2 separate regions of the Homo sapiens genome follow, and region 2 is linked to region 1. A link is an interaction called in ENCODE POLR2A ChIA-PET data of the cell type or tissue named here. Cell type or tissue: A673. All regions are shown on one strand. Each heading gives the region's core, and the rest is flanking DNA. Links, peaks and the distances in the headings are about the cores only. Region 1 holds the start of MIR556 (microRNA 556). Region 2 has its middle 22 kb from the start of UAP1-DT.

Region 1 (8,592 bases), core at 156-8,155:
GCCTGGGGGTCAGGGCAGTGATCCACCAGAGCCTACTGTGTGCACTGCCTTCCCACCCACATCCACAGAAGCCGCAGTGCCTACCTGGGTCTCCTGAGCTGTTGCTGTTCCTCTCGCTCTCTCCATCTTCCTGGCCATCTGCATTCTGCTGCGTGTGCTGCAGGCTCAGCTTGTGGCAGACCTCAAAGGCCTGCCCCACCGTCCGAACGATTCTCATAGCTTGGCTCTGGGAAGGAGAAAGGAGAAGAACAGGATGGGTGAGGATGCGCAAGGGGCATGTGGATAGAAACTCATGAAGCAGCCAAAGAAAGAGACAGAAAAATCTAAAGTTGTTCAGATATGCACATACAAATGAGTGCAAAGACATTTCCCCTTTCTGAAATACTCCAGAAAACAGAAACTGTCACCACAGTGCTGAAACAATCAGTCAACTGAAAGGACAGATAGCAAATATGCCAGTTATGGACTTAGCCCCAATTCTTCCCTCCCATGTGTAACAGAAGTAGTCAATATGCTTCAGAATCTTTTGCCAGCCATGATAAAATGTTCAATGGGTCCATCAAACTAAGAGGAACTCGGCTATCATTTTTTTCTTTTTTGAATGCTGCTGCAAATGTTGAGTTTCCCTGGAGCTCCTGCAGACCAAGGGCAGTGGTAACATGAGGCTTGGAAGCCATGGCCTAAACAGCAGAAACCAATGGAAGCTCAGCACCCAGCTCCTCTGGAACACCACTAGTTGGCAGCCAACTAAATCTAAGGTGACACTTTCCCAGACTTACTCCAAAGACCTCACGTTCTTGGGTCTATTCTGTGGCTCCTTCCTTTCTTTTGTTTTGGTATTTAATCTCTTGCTTTAAGAGCCCAAGAAGAGAACTTGACCCTAGTTCCCAGTATTCCACCATTTAACTAGGAGAAGAGAGAGAGGACAAAGAAGCCTGCTCCTATGTAGAGTCTTAGGCCACCCATGCAGGCTGTGAGGAAGAGCCACATGCAGGGGTTCCAGGGCATGGCCTCAAAGGTGGATAACTGATTATGGTTTGAAGATGTCAGCTTTTGCTTTCTTTCAAGGACAGAAATGAGTGATGTGGTTTATTTAGAGTTTCAGAGCTCAGGCTGGGAAGGGCTCAGCACACTGCTTCTCTTACCTCAGTGGGCCTCAAGCATCCCACCACCATGGGCTACAATTTAATCTAATTGTGATTGTCACCCTATACTCAAGTCTAACATTCATCGTGTTTTGGATGATCTGACTTCAGGTCAGCCATGGCCACCTGTTGACACCATATAGTCCATCAATCACATCCACCTCCCACCCACCCCAGGTAATGGCAGCAATCAAGTAGGGCTTTTCATCAGCATGAGGTAGCTGGTATTACATTACCTAACTGATATCCAGTGTTTTGATAAGTCTAGAAGGCCTTGTTGAAGGTAGTAATAAAAAAGATGAGCTAATGGTAATATGAAATGTATAAATGAAGCTCATATTACAATGAGCTCATCTTTCTTATTACTATCTTTGTGAACTCCTAGGGACCTTGGAACCCTGTGCATGGAACAACTGCTGTAGTCCATTCTCTGCTGGGTATAACTTCTAGAATTGCTTCTCCTCAAGCCTGGAGTCATTTCTATGTTCCTTCTGCTTATTTCAGGCCAGAGCATCCATATTAATGTGAAAGGCATCTTGACTAATTATCATCTACATGTCAATTTGAGATCTCAGTCAACTCTACTGCTCCCTATATTCTTCAGTTCAAATCTACTCCTAGAAGTAATTGTTTTACAGCTCTAACCTTTCTTAGCCATTAGACTAACTCCAGAGATATTCTCCATTGGTCTCTCACCTGAAATATCCTGACACTTCTGGGAGATAAGAACCTTAAGCGAAGCAGGAGGAGATGGGTAACTTCTGTGGGGTCCACCATCACCCAGTGGCGAATCAGAACCTCTGTTTTCTACATCTACCCTTAATTTCCTCCTGTGTCCACAGGGCAGGCTTAGGCCCCTTCTCATACCATAGGCTTGCAGTGTGTAAGACATGACTGTTCTATCTGCACAGGAAGTTGAGAAGCAGTAGGCATCAGTCCTAAGCAAGAAGCCCCTACACTTCCCACTCCCAAAACACACAAAAAGGCGTGATTTAGAAGACACAGTCCCTAACAAATGTGGGCTAGGAACACTCCAGCTTTCTACATTTCCTTTAGCCACCAAGCTGTGCTGTGCTTAGGAGGCTGTGCCAGGAAGCTTAACTCTCAGGTGAAAAGGGAGAAGTAAAGGCTCCTACATCCGAAACTGTTATTCCCCTAGGCCTTGAGATTTTTTGGTTCCTATTCCTTTTATGAGAGTAAGAGCAGACTGCCTATGGTTAATCGTCTACGGCAAAGCTCGTTACTAGTTTACTAAACCTTAGGTATGACTTTATTCTGCCTACCACTGTCCTACCAGTGTCCACTATACAGAAACCTTCCTCTACTTTCTTCTCTGACTCTTGGGAATTTTGCTCCCCCAGGTATCTTTACAAAAGGTAAAAAAGGTAAATGTTTTAGGTTGTAACAATAAAATATGGTAAGTCCAAATGATATGTAGAGATTAAGTGTTTAATTCCATTACTTTCTTCTCTTACATGAATTAACCCAGATATCTCATACTGAATAAATATCTGCAAAGACTGAGTTAGTCTTTTCCCGTCGGTTTCATTCCCAGGGTACAGATTAAAATACAGTTCCCCCTTTAAAATACAGTTATATAGAAAATTCTAAATTCACTACTGAGTTTGTTCCTATAACATCTCAGGTTTTCCTAAGGAGGACGTGTTACAAATTCCATCATCTCTGTAAATCACAGATACTTCCTTTAACCAGCTTTTAAGATGATATTAAAAATTTAAAGATCCTCAAACAAATGTCCCTGATCTATGGGATTAGACAGGGGTAGGAATCGAATTTCTAAATTTATCTTTGGAAGGAATCCCTCAGATTTAAATAAGAGGATAAAGGTGGTGGGAGAATGACTTCACAGAGGACCTGTATTTCTCAGGCATCACAAGATGACAATGGATGATGGGCTATGCTCAGAACTGAGCATCTTAAGAATATAGACTCCAGCTCAAATCTCTATTCTGCCACCTTTATCAAGGACAAACATGTGCAACATACTCACATATTCAACCATCTATAAGCCCAAAGTGGCTGTAAGGAAGTAGGCTGGTTTTAATGGTTAATATTGATAACACTTCATTTTCACATTTTACTAGTATTTTTTACTAGGATCAGCAGCTGACCCTAACCTCTACCTGATTCCCCTGAAAAAGTAGGAAATGCAGACTTTAGGTTTACTGGTTCTGCCTTCCCCATGCTGGAAAGGGCATCCCATCCTTCAGCCTCCCATTTCCTTCCTATCCTCCCTCCACCCGTTGTTCTCTACGGTATTTCTGTAACTGCACTGAAAAACTGAATATATGATAGCACCTACCACAGTGCCTGGCATATAGTAAATGCTCAAGAAATGTTTTATCCTGACTATGGAATTCACTGCACCAAGAGGCAATTAAGACAGAAAAGAAAAAGCAGTGCAGGAAAGGTGGAACAATTTTTATCATAGTAGAAACATAAAGCGACTAAGGGAATCACCTCTTACTTATGTATGCTAACATCCAAAAGGCTGTGCATCAGATAGCATAGCCTCCACCATAGCAGCACAGGAAAATTCCTGAGCCAAATGGATCTTTGGTCTGAGCTAGTATGATAGTTTCTACATGTGAGGAAATTGTTGCATTAAGAGTTCTAGATCTGCATACTGAGTGGTAAACAGTTTAATAATTAAATTAATAAATTAAATGGTTTAATTTATCCTTTATTTTACTCCTTTAATGTGAAGGTTATATTTCTATTCACAGTAAAAGGACACTGTAGCATGTTTCATAAAGAGCCCTCTGCACTGGAACACATAATCAAGCTACTCTAACTGTTTCACAGAATGACTACATACATACACATAAAAGAATTGCCCTTCCTATCTACCACTCAGGGAGTCAGAAGGGGCTAAACAGCTCCTCACTGTACTCATAAATGGCTATGTGAGTTCTGATGTCCCTTGACCTTTTAGGCTCTCCTTGCTTCACCATTAAAAAGTCTACTTTTAGAGGATTCTATATGGGGACCTCGTTAGGGAGGTGATTACTTAAAGGTGGTCAGTAGAGGCAGCCTGTGCCTGGGAGGGGCTGTGTCTTCACCATCTGCTTTCTGCACAGCCATGCTGGCTCCTGCCTGCTAGGCCTACCCCACTTAGTTACCCCACCTTCTGGCCTGCAGGGCAAGAAAACTGGTTCTGCCTTCAACCCCAAAATGCAAGAATCACACACGCTGGGATTTTATCATTAATTAGCCATGTCTGCACCCAAGAGGGAGAACTCTGGTAAATAGCAGCTTTAAAAAGTCCCTTCCAGAAGTTTTTATGAATGCTTGTCTGTGGGTCTTCTAGATCACAGTGAAGCAGTTGCTCCCACCTCATGACGACATACAGGCCTTTGGAGACTAAAGCAGAGGTTTAAAGATTGAAGGCAGTGAGGTACAAAGGGTAAACAAGTGGAACCTTGAGAAAGCAGCCTTTTTGAGTTCCAAAATCTGGCCATTCTCTGGAATTTACTAGATTTTTTTTTTTTTTAAAAAAAGCATCATTATACTGCATTATTTCTGTACAAATCCAGTTTAGTTTTACATAAGCCCATAAAAGTGCTTTGCCACACGGATCAAATCTTCTCGTCCAAAAGCCATTTTCTATTAGCAGCCCAAAAGCATTTGTGGGCTCTTCATTGTCAAGATTAGGCTGGATATGGTTGCTTTGATATTTTCAAAGCTGGAAAGGGATCTCTAACCTCAGAGTGGCTCTTAGCTCCAGATGGAGAGCCTGCTCATGGGAGTGTCAACTACAGGCAATTTTGTGAAAATACAGCTGGAAAGGGAGCTTAAAACTGTATACACTTACCTTATACACACAGCAATGTTTCTTCAAACCACCCATCTTTTCACGCTGACACAGCTCCTTCTCCCACAACCCTAGGACATCCCTCAAGCCAGAACCAAAGTTAAGTCCAAATGCAATGAACAGCTGTTCTCCTCAGCACACCTAATGTGGGTATCAACTTCATACCTAGCAGGAGTCAACATTTGATGAACTGCGGCAATGGTCATGAAAATAACACTATATTCACAATCACTGTGGGTTGTACACCCGAAAGCAAACAAAAGCCGACAGTGGTAGCTTTAGGAAGACATAAATCAAAAGGTTGATTCCTGTACCTCACTGGCCCATAGAAAAATTATAGTCAATCATGATTTTATTTTCTCCCATCAAAGTACACACCAGACCCCACCCTGCTTAGCTAATGAGATCAGACACATTCAAGGTGGTATGGCCATAGACCATGATTTTATTTTCTATTCTCTTTCTTAACGACTTTGTAGTTGGTTGGTCCTATAAAATTTGGGAATCTTTAAGTGCCATATGCATGTAAAGAATGGTTCTTATTAGTCATATTCTATAGCTGATTTGATAAATAATTTTGGGCACTGTTCTGAATTTCACTGTCCTGGAAGAAGCTCTCTCTTTACTTTACAACTTACAAAGAGGATTAAGAGTCACCAGATAAGCAAGTAGAGAGTATAAGTACAAAATACCAGATGAAGATGATGATGACAATGACAATAATAAGAGGAGAAAAGAGAATAATGGGGGCACACATCTTTCAAGTAAGGTTCTTTAATGGTCTACCAGCTCTCTAGTTTACTATTCCCCTGTCCCCTCCTCCACTCCCCCTCTCCCCCATCTCTTTTGGGTACTCAAATTTGACTGACAAGTGGTTCTGAATTTTAGAGAACTGAAGTCCATGAGGTCAGCTGTGGGACAGCTCACAGATTTATAATTCTTATCTATCACAGCAATACAAGATAATGTCCTTGTCTTGACCTTAACTGCCACAGAATCTCAACAAAAACAGAACTGAATGTCATGTTTCTTTAATGTATTTTTTTGGGTTGGGGGGAATCTTAGTAAAAGATTCAGCTTATATCTATCAAATGATCTTAATCTATGGAATTTACAATGCCAAAGCATGAAAATACATTTATATTTGGACTTCTACATACAGTAGGATCTACAGTACTAAGGCTCTGAAATGGTAGATGGGTTAGGTTTTTGTCCAACACATTATTTTGTGGCTTTGATTATATAATTTGGTTGAGGTGATGCCTTGGACATCAGAATATTGCTCAGTATAAGGAAAGTTTAGTTTCAAAGCAGGTGTGATTTTCTACATTGACAGGACATACTGCATCTTAAAGTTTCCAACAGATAGCTGTGTTTTTCCTTCTACTCTGCTAGTCCATGAAACTTAGTACCCCAGAGAAAAGAAGTCTGAGTTACAATCCCAGTGCTGTCAGAACCAACTGGGTGACTGTGGACAGTTAATTCTCCTTTCTCAGTATTGATTTTCTCATCCACAAAGAGAGTGATTCAGACTAGATGAGTTCTGAGACCCATGATTCCTGCATTTTGACTTCCCAACTCAACCTAAAGTATAAAAAACAGACTCTTTCCCTAACTTTAGAACTTTCCTATCTTTCATCTCGTAAGTTTGACCAGGCAAGTGACTTATTCTTTAGCACATGGCTGTCATCATCATTCAAAATCCATTGCAACCTCTAAAGGACAGTTCAACTTCACAGCTGTGGCCCCCAATTTGATAGTGACAGCATTATAGGAGGAAATTATTTCTCCTAACCCAAACCAATCGAGCTGTGATTGCAGGCAAAATTATTTCAAGGAGCTGCCCATGAAGATAATGGGGAGATGCCTGCAGCTCCTGTTAATCACCAGCACTTCACGCACTGATGCATTAATAAGTGCAGTCACTGGTAATCAGGGCAGACAGCCATATACTCCTAGAGCTAGAAGAAAATGACAGGAGGATGACATCCACTCCACGGGAGAGGTCAAGAGACCATGCAAGAGTCTTCTCGAGAGGCAAAAGGCCCTGCAAATGAATACTATCATTATATCCCCCAAGGAGGGGAAACAAGGAATGCCCATGTTATTAGCAAGCATCTCCACTGGATGCTCACAGTGAGGAAAAGACCCACTCCCATCCCTCCTTTCTAGCATGGGTCTGAAGAGTGCTAGGGTCCCTCCACCACAATCCTGACAATCCTTCCCAGTCACAGAGAATTTGTTCCTTAAAGATGACGTCACTTCACACACAACAATCAGCACTCCTGAGATGCCTTTCATCTTATTTGATGGCTAGAGAAAACTCAAGTCCAGAAAGGCTCACGTATCTTTCTTATGAGTTTTGTGTAATAGGGTTTAGCGTTCAAAGTCCTGGCCTGAGAAGGAGGAAGCCTGTTTCTAATTTCAGTGGCATCATTGATTCACTGTGTGACCAAGGGTGATTTACTTCCTTGGGCCTTTTCTTCTTCAACTACAAAATTGAGTCAATATTAACTACAAAAAGATACTATGAGGAAAAAAGGAAAATCTATGTTAAAGTGATTTGGGCCATTCGGAGTTAAGGAGCTCTTCATACCCATGTAATAATTACAGCAGAACCCAGTTACAAATGGGTCTTGGAAAACAAAGCAACTTCTGAGTTATATAACTTCCTCATGAGCCAACAACAATAGTATAATGGAGTGGGTAAGAGTGTGAGCTCCACAGTCAGACCCTCTGGGTTCAGTTCTGACTCCATTACTTGTTGAGTCTTTACACACATTATGTACCTTTAGGCCCCATTTTCCCACCTATAAAATGAAGAGCATAACAGCACCTACCTCACAGGGCTGCTGTGGGAATAAAGTTAGATCATTCATGTAAAGAGCTTTGAACAGTCTCAGGCATATAGCAACTAATCAAAACAGGTTAGATATTATTATCTGATGTAATATGAGGCTGGAACTTAGATAATCTAGAGTATAGAAGAATAGCAGGTACCATGTTATATTCCTGCAATATTTTTGCTTTCTAGCTTCTGGTGAAAGCCCACTTGAAAAAAAACTTAGCTCAAGGATACAACTCCCAAGGTGGGAGCCACACTGGCTATCTGTGTGAGTGGCCCAAGGAAGATCCATAGGTACAGAGTAATAGCTGTGCAGGGAACAAGGTCGAGGGAGGCCCTCAACCAGGAAAGCTAAGACATCTGACCCATATTCTCAACCAAGAGAGGAGGTAACCCTTTCCCCATGTGAACTCTAGGGTGATGATGACACCCCATTAGAGGTCATGAGCATATACGCAGGGGACATGATGTGATATGAAACAGCAATAACCAAAGTCCCAACACAAAAAGGATCTCAGACAAGGTTTTTCTACACTATGACCAACACGAGGGCTCCGGAGAACACCCACATCTGCGGGCTTCCAGTCAAGAGGACTCCCTATTGACTTCCAACAACCCAGCAACATCTCTGCAACACACATGTCCTCTATAGTCCTTTCCCCCCGCCCACCACTTCTGAAGCATTCCTATGATTTGCCAGTTAAAACTCCTTCCCAAGTTAACTATTACCTCTTGACATTAGAAGTGCTTTATAAAAAAGGTAAATC
Region 2 (8,592 bases), core at 338-8,337, 200 kb before region 1:
GGTCATAAGATTTGCAACTTCCCCAGTCACTCCTGTAAATAACTTCAGTACTGTAGAACCTAAGATTGGCCTTTTGAGATGTCTTTTCAGACTTTTGCATTTCTGACAACCAGATGGCCCCACCTAGACCAGGGGCTCCTCTGTGGCCCCCACCCAGAAGCAGACTCAGAAAAAGACCGTTTCCTACACTCCTATGATTGCATCCTCACCAATCAGTATTCCCTCTTCTAAAGCCCCATGCCCACTAAATTATGCTTGAGAAGCGCTAGCCTCTGAATTTTTGAGTTTTCAGGGAGGTTGATTTGAGTAATAATAAAACTCCGGTCTTCTGTTTAGCTGGCTCTAGGTGTATTAAACTCTCTCTATTGCAATTCCCCTGTCTTGATAAATTGGCTGTATCTAGGCAGTGGGCAAGATGAGCCCATTGGGTGGTTACATATGCACTTGACAAATAATTATTGGGCTCTTACTGTGTATCAGGCAGCATATTTGATACAGGGGATATAATAGTGACCAAGCCAGAAACAGTTCATGATCAAATGAAGCTAGAGGAGAGGCCATATTCAAATGTAATTACACTAATAAATGTTAAGGTACAATTATAATCAAAGTACGTATCTGTACTTTGAGACTGCTATGATGCTATGGTAGTACAAATTATGAAGTTGACATCACTTGGAGGGTGTGGTTCAAGAAATACTTCCTTAAAGAAGTGAAATCCCCGCACATATTTGAAAAAGAGCCATTACATCTCTGAAGTATTTTTTTCAAATATTCCTTATCTTTATATCATGTCAAAACAAATAAATGTAGTGGGAGTAAGGGATATTAGTGTGTGTGTGTGTGTGTGTGTGTGTGTGTGTGTGTTTTAGGGGCTGTCAAAGTGGCCTACCATTTACTTCTCCTGGCCTCTATCCAGCAGAAAATGTGTTAGGGGAATTTAGGCAGACAGAATTCTCCAATTAAATAAATATTTTGTTTTATTTTATTTTATTTTATTTTTGAGAAACAGGATCTTACTTTGTCACCCAGGCTGGAGTGCAGTAGTACAATCACATCTCACCTCAGCCTCAACCTTCCAGGCTCAAGCAATCTTCTTGCCTCACCCTCCTGAGTAGCTGAGACTACAGATGCGTGACACCACATCTGACTATTTTTTTTTTGGTATCTTTTGTAGAGATGGGGTCTCACTATGTTGCCCAGGCTGGTCCTGAACTCCTGGGCTCAAGTGATGCTCCCACCTCAGCCTCCCAAAGAGCTGGGATTACAAGCATGAGCCACTGTACCCCACCTAAAATTAAAAATATATATATAAATACAAATTGAGATTGCTTTGCTCTTAAAAATTGTTCTTGACAGTAGGACAGCCTTCCATCAGGAGAAAATTTGGAATACAAAAGAAAAGAATGCTAATTTGAGATGGTGTTTCCCTTTTTTCATGAGAAATAAAAAGTAATGTATGGCCAGGGTATAATATAAGACAGGTCTAGGAAAGAGCAAATGCTTCAATGACCAGGATGTGTTGTTTAAAAGGAACAGCCAAACCATCAGCAATTTCTAATGTTTTGTTTCTTAACTTTGAGATGTAATGTCCCAAAAGGAAAAAAAAAAAAATTGCCCTTCTTGGTTAGTATGAGTTGTACTTATTTTCTGTGAAGTCCGTAGGAAATCATTGCTGCTCTCAATGATGAGTAAACTGAATTGCAAAGGGAGTACCTGCCCCACCCGACTCCCTCATAATCTTCTCTCCAGAAAGTATAGCTGCTTTCTCTTCCTCCAGGAGCTGACAGGAACTGAGTGGAAGAGAGCCAGCATCTGAGCAAAGCCAGAGGCATTTCCCTTGAATGCTTATGAAGAGACTAAGAAAAAAAATCCCTCCCCATTAGCTGGAATTACAATTTCCCAAGGAACAGTGGCCATAGGGCCACTCATTGGACAGATTTTGAAGGCAGAGGCTGCAAGAGAACAGAGAACTGAGGGAAGAGGGGAGTGTGTGGATGAGATTAATTGAACAGTCTGGACTCTGAAAATCCATTTGGTAGTTGCTCGTGACGCAATCCTTGGGGAAGTACCAGTCTAAGGTGCATGTAGATCCTGTACCAGGGTTCCAAACTATCTCAGGGTCAAAATGGCTGGCAGGCCGGCTGTTGCAGCATCAGTGGCTGGATGGTTTTTGGTAAGTGTATTATAATGCTGCAGGATTCCATAAACTGGGGTTAATGCCAGATGATACCATATATAAGGATGAAGAAGTAAGAGAAGCCATAAGAAGCCCTCCTGTGAACCTTTATAATAACAGGATGTTTCACATCGATTGCGCTGGACCTGACTATGAGGCAGCAGATCTCGCCTAAAGAACAGTGGACCAAATATGACAGGATAAATTCTACCTTGAACCGTATCTGAAAGCGGTTACTTGGGAGAGAAAAGAGAGAAAAGAATGGGCAAAGAAGTAATCATGCAGTTGAAATCTATGGATGCAGCTGTCCTCAAAGTATTTTTATGAAGATGTTGGTTAACGCCAAAACACAATTTAATAATTATTTAGGCCGGGCGCAGTGGCTCACACCTGTAATCCCAGCACTTTGGGAGGCCGAGGCGGGTGGATCACCTGAAGTCAAGAGTTCAAGATCAGCCTGGCCAACATAGCGAAACCCTATCTCTACTTTAAAAAATACAAAAATTAGTTGGGCGTGGTGGCGGGCACTTGTAATCCCAGCTACTCGGGAGACTGAGGTAGGAGAATCGCTTGAACCTGGGAGGCGAAAGTTGCAGTGAGCCGAGATCGCACCACTGCACTCCAGCCTGGGTGACAGAGTGAGACTCCGTCTCAGAAAAAAAAAAAAAAAGAAAAGAAAAGAAAAGTATTTAGTCTGCACGTTTTCCTTTAAATAAATACCTATAGTAAAAACAACAACAACAACAACAACAAACTGTCTCAAATGAATCCAATACGTACCCCAACTTTACCAAGTTGGTTGATGTTTGTTTTTATTTTTGGCATCCTGAGATCACTGTATTTTATTATCCAGATAAAATAATTCCAATTACGGCCGGGCGCGGTGGCTCACGCCTGTAATCCCAGCACTTTGGGAGGCCGAGGCGGGCGGATCACGAGGTCAGGAGATCGAGACCATCCTGGCTAACACAGTGAAACCCCGTCTCTACTAAAAATACAAAAAAAAAATTAGCCAGACGTGGTGGCGGGCGCCTGTAGTCCCAGCTACTCGCGAGGCTGAGGCAGGAGAATGGCGTGAACCCGAGAGGCGGAGCTTGCAGAGAGCCGAGATTGCGCCACTGCACTCCAGCCTGGACGACAGAGCAAGACTCCATCTCAAAAAAATAAAGTAATTCCAATTTCATGTCTTTGGATTCCCCACAAGCAGAAAATCAGGTAATCACTTGATTGTCTCTGTACCCAAGGAACAAAATCTTTAATATACGGAGCGGTTTGGCCCCTTCTTATTTCCACACACTAGTCTGTGAGTACTGTCTTTACATCACCCAAAGACCTGTTGAATTGCTTCCCCAAACAAAAGATGAATTCTCTCTGGAGCTATAAAATGCACCTTGTAAAACTGTAGTATTTTTGCAATTTGCGACTACCACCCAGAAACCATTTTAAAATGACAAAGATTTTCTGCTTTTTTTTTTTTTTTTTTTTTTTGAGACAGAGTTTCACTCTTGTTGCCCAGGCTGGAGTGCAATGGCGCAATCTCGGCTCACTGCATCCTCTGCCTCCCCGGTTCAAGTGATTCTCCTGCCTCAGCCTCCCAAGTAGCTGGGATTACCAGCATGCACCACCATGCCCAGCTAATTTTGTATTTTTAGTAGAGACGGGGTTTCTCCATGTTGGTCAGGCTGGTCTCGAACTCTCAACCTCAGGTGATCCGCCCACCTCGGCCCCCCAAAGTGGTGGGATTACAGGTGTTAGCCACTGCCACTGGTGTTTTCTGGTTTCTTATTCACAGTTTATAGTCAGGATCTTAATGATCTCATGTAGAATATTTCTCTTTAAAATTTGGTACAGTTTATTATGAACAATGTCTTTGTATGAGAAAAATATAATAATCATATGTAATACAAATTCTGTAGGCAAGAAAGAAAAGTATGTTATCCCGCAGGCTCAGGCTGGACATTTTTTTTTTTTTTTTTTTTTTTTGAGATGGAATCGGGCTCTGTCACCCAGACTGGAGATCAGTGCCGAAATCTATGTTCACTGCAACCTCCACCTCCCGGGTTCAAGCGATTCTCCTGCCTCAGCCTCCCGAGTAGCTGGGATTACAGGCACCTGCCACAACGCCCAGCTAATTTTTGTATTTTTAGTAGAGACAGAGTTTCCTCATGTTGCCCAGGCTGGTCTTGAACTCCTGACCTCAAAGGATCCACTTGTCTCAGCCTCCCAAAGTGCTGGGATTGCAGGCATGAGTCACCACCCCTGGTTCAGGCTTGGCTTTTAATTCTGCTGCTCACCCAGTGTGGTCAGGCAAACCTGCCCTCTCCTGTACGTGAGCTTTGAGCATTTGTTGGGCTGTTCTAACAGAGATCATAGTTGCCATACTTACCTTCATTGAGAACTGTATTTTTCCATAAAGAGGGTGCTGCTTCAAGTTAGGAAGGAACTTCAGAAGGGCTTAATATGAAGTGATGCAAGAATAAGAAAAGGCCTCTCAATTCAGGCAACTGAAAGTTTGAGAATCAGAGTCATTCAATTCATATGCTCTGAGATCAGTCATTATTAGCCTGTATGTGTGGTTTTTGTTTTCCTGTACAACCTAGAAAATTAGTCTTTGGTCATGTTCCTGGAATTCAAAGAAATATCATGAGCAATGAGTTAAGTATGTATTTTATCTAAGAAATGTAGTCTACCTATTATATGGGGCATGTGTATGTGAGGCACATACACAAAATTATTCAGCTTTGTTGAAGCCAGTAGTGAAAAGCATAATTAAAGAGAGATTTAAGTCTTGAAATTCTGGTGACACAGGGGATAGGCTGCTTGAATTCGGCCACAAAACCTTATTTCTGACATATTAAACAAACAGATTAAGAAACAATTGGCCCATATAAGCCCACGTCTATGTTAACAGTAAAATATTCCTTATGAATTAATTAGTCAACTTACTGAGTTTTGCATCCGAGTAAGAATCCCCTTTTACCTATTCATACAGCTATAAACTACAAGCGAAATTAAGATCTTGTTATCTGTGGAAGGAAAAGATATTGTTAAAATCTCAGACAAAAATCCACCCCCCCATTTTCATTTAAATATGAAAGCAAAGTTGTATTAAGGAGGTTAAAAATTATATATAATAATATTTATATGAAATAAAAATATTGATGGTGGCAGTATTATTTTTCCTCCACAATATCAAAGGGTAGAGAATATAGTCTATATTTAATTATTCCTTGACAAGCTTAATAACCTAATTTTTTTTTTTTTGAGACAAAGTGTCACTCTGTCACCCAGGCTGGAGTACAGTGGCACGATCTCAGCTTCCTGCAACCTCTGCCTCCTGGGTTCAAACAATTCTCCTGCCTCAGCTTCCCGAGTAGCTGGGATTACAAGTGTGCACCACCAAGCCCAGCTGATTTTTTGTATTTTTAGTAGAGATGGGGTTTCACCATGTTGCCCAGACTGCTCTCAAACTCCTGACCTCAAGTGATCCACCCACCTCGGCCTCCAAAGTGCAGGCATTACAGATGTAAGCCACCGTGCCTGACCACCTAATGAAAAAAATAATAATGGTAATAATAGAAAAAAAGCAAAAAGCATTCATAACTATGTTTCTGGATCCACTGTAGATGACATATTTTTCCACAGTTGCAAGTAAAAATGAGTTTTCCAAAATGTAAAATTGTTAGAAACAAAAAGTATGGGCATGCTAAAAAAAAAAATCCTGCTATGAGGGAGGTTCCTTACATCAAAAATGGTCAGGATGAGTTAGGCACTAACACCAAATGATGAGAAAAATGGACATAACATTGAAGGGAAGATGTTTTGAAATGCTCAACTTGCAGCCCAACATAAGAAGAGAAATTTGGATGACGATGAGAACAAAAGGGAGGGAAAGACACCTCACAGGTGTTTCATGTGAATAAGCTCATTTAGTCTTCACAGCAATTTTATAATGTAAATATGATTATTATCTCTATGTTACAAAAGAGGAAACCAAGTCTTATAAAGTTTAAGCAGCTTACTAAGGTCATATCGTTACTGTGTGAGGAAGTCTCTCCAACTTGGAGAGTGCAAGGGAGAGTCATATAAGTCCCTGGAACACTCCAACTTGCCTTTCTATTTTCATTTCCAAGCTGCCTCCTTTGCCTGGTCCTGAAATCTCTAATTCTCTCTCTCCCTCTCTCTCTCTCTCTCTCTCTCTTTCTCTCTCTCTCTCTCTCACACACACAAATTTGGCATCTCACCTCTTTTACCCTAATTAAACTTGGCCTTTGTCAGCAGGCAACTGGTTCTGATGCTCTGTCAATGAAGATAATGGAGAAATATGGTGTTTTTTTTTTTTTTGGAGTCGGAGTCTTGCTCTGTCACTAGGCTGGAGTGCAGTAACAGTCTCGGCTCACTGCAACCTCCGCCTCCTGGGTTCAAGCGATTCTTCTGCCTCAGCCTCCCGAGTAGCTGGGATTACAGGTGCGCACCCACCACGCCCAGCTAATTTTTGTATTTTTAGTAGAGATGGGGTTTCACCAGGTTGGCCAGGTTGGTCTTGAACTGCTGACCTCGTGATCCACCTGCCTCAGCCTCCCAAAGTGCTGGCATTACAGGTGTGAGCCACCGCACCTGGCCGAAATATGGCATTAAAATGGAACCTTCTGTTCCTTAACCCCAGACTCTCTATATCCACTTGTGATACAAACCAATGTAGCAACATAACCAGCCCTTGCCATATCTTCCCTACTGCTTAAGGGTTAGCCAATTAGCTGATTTCCCTTGCCTGTTTCTTTGGGAACAAAGAAAACAATTGTGTCATGTACATGAACAGACACATGAACAAGTAGGTGGAAGCCATTTTGAATGGTAGAATTTCAGTTTGCCAAAACCATAAAAGTGACTCACAACACCACTTTCAGGCAGCCTAGTTCAGGGGCCATAGCTGCATATGTTATTTATCATCAGACCCAACCTCCAAATTCTCTTTCTTGGCTATAATGCAAAGTCAGATGCTTAGGCCTTTGATGAATGTGCAGCAATAATAAGAAGGGAGTGCTGGCCGGGTGCAGTCGCTCTTGCCTGTAATCCCAACACTTTGGGAGGCCAAGGTGGGAGGATCACTTGAGCCTAGGAGTTTCAGACCAGCCTGGGCAACATGGCAAGACCCTGTCTCTACATAAAATACAAAAAAAAAAAAAAATTAGCCAGGCGTGGTCGTGCATGCCTGTAGTCCCAGCTACTAGGGAGGCTGAGGTGGGAGAATCACTTGAGCCCAGGAGGTCGAGGCTGCATGAGCCATCAGCATGCCACTGCACTCCAGCCTAGGCAACAGAGCAAGATCATATAAATAAATAAATAAATAAATAAATAAATAAATAGAGTGCTGCCGGGAGCGGTGACTCACCCCTGTAATCCCAGCACTTTGGGAGGCTGAGGCGGGCAGATCACCTGAGGTCGGGAGTTCAAGACCAGCCTGACCAACATGGTGAAACCCCATCTCTACTAAAAATACAAAAGAGTTAGCTGGGCATGGTAGTGGGTGCCTGTAATCCCAGCTACTCGGGAGGCTGAGGCAGGAGAATCGCTTGAAGCCGGGAGGTGGAGGTTGTAGTGAGCCGAGATCACACCACTGCACTCCAGCCTGGGCGACAGAGCAAGACTGTCTCAAAAAAAAAAAAAAAAAAAGACGTGGTTCAGAGGCGAGGAGTATAATTTTTTTAGCTCTCTTATTCCCTGGCAGAAATAATGTAGCCTTCTTATTATAACACATGTCCTTTTAGCTGTAAGATAAATAAGATGAGGTCACTGCTTTTACAGATCTCACATGCAAAGGGAAGAAACAGAGAAATGTTATTTAGTGTTAAGAATTTATAAATATTCACAAAATTTGTTGGAAACATCAAGGAAGGAATAGTTGATTCAGCCCAGAGACCACAGGTTTACACAGATGTGGATACATGGGCTGATTCTTAAAGGATGAGTAGATACTTGCCAAGCAATGATACACAGAAATGGAGGAAGTACTGCTATTGAAAACAGATATTGGAACACTCGGTCTGAAATCCAGGCAGGTGTTGGGGAGGAGTGGGCAGGGCATATGGAGCTACTGAAGAATTTCAAGAAGTGAAGGAATCTGATCAAAATTTTTAATTCTCTTGGCAGCGTGGAGCCTGAAGGCAGGAAGATCACTGTAATAGTTTAAGTAAGAGATTATGATGGTCCAAAATATGCTGATGGGCCACGCATGGTGGCTCACACCTGTAATCCTAGCACTTTGGGAGGCTGAGAAAGGAGGATTGCTTGAGGCCAAGAGTTCGAGACCATCCTGGTCAAAATAGTGAGGGTCCATCTCTATTATTAATATATATAGAGAGAGAGCTGATGATGAATATGAAGTTCAGGAAATAAATGTAAGAGATATTTAA

What was found. ChIA-PET counts read pairs that join two places held together with the same protein. Peaks named below come from ENCODE experiments on the same cell type or tissue, not always from the same donor. Only the 100,000 strongest peaks of a DNase experiment are listed, where the experiment ranks them.
Region 2: POLR2A ChIA-PET joins it to region 1 with 11 read pairs; 2 of 35 experiments call an interaction of 5 or more read pairs at or near these places.

The regions. Positions count from the first base shown.
Region 1 is chr1:162,335,469-162,344,060 of GRCh38, reverse strand. NOS1AP (nitric oxide synthase 1 adaptor protein) reads right to left here. Exons shown (of 10, transcript NM_014697.3): 6 at 85-226. MIR556 (microRNA 556) reads right to left here and starts at 1,515; the gene lies at 1,421-1,515. It also overlaps the pseudogene RNA5SP61. In A673, for the core only: no CTCF peak of the experiment used is centred there; no DNase peak of the experiment used is centred there.
Region 2 is chr1:162,535,196-162,543,787 of GRCh38, reverse strand. It overlaps the pseudogene UQCRBP2. Among named protein-coding and RNA genes, the nearest start is that of UAP1-DT, 22 kb to the left of the region's middle. In A673, for the core only: no CTCF peak of the experiment used is centred there; a DNase peak (open chromatin) is centred at 4,637; H3K27ac peaks cover 1,079 bases.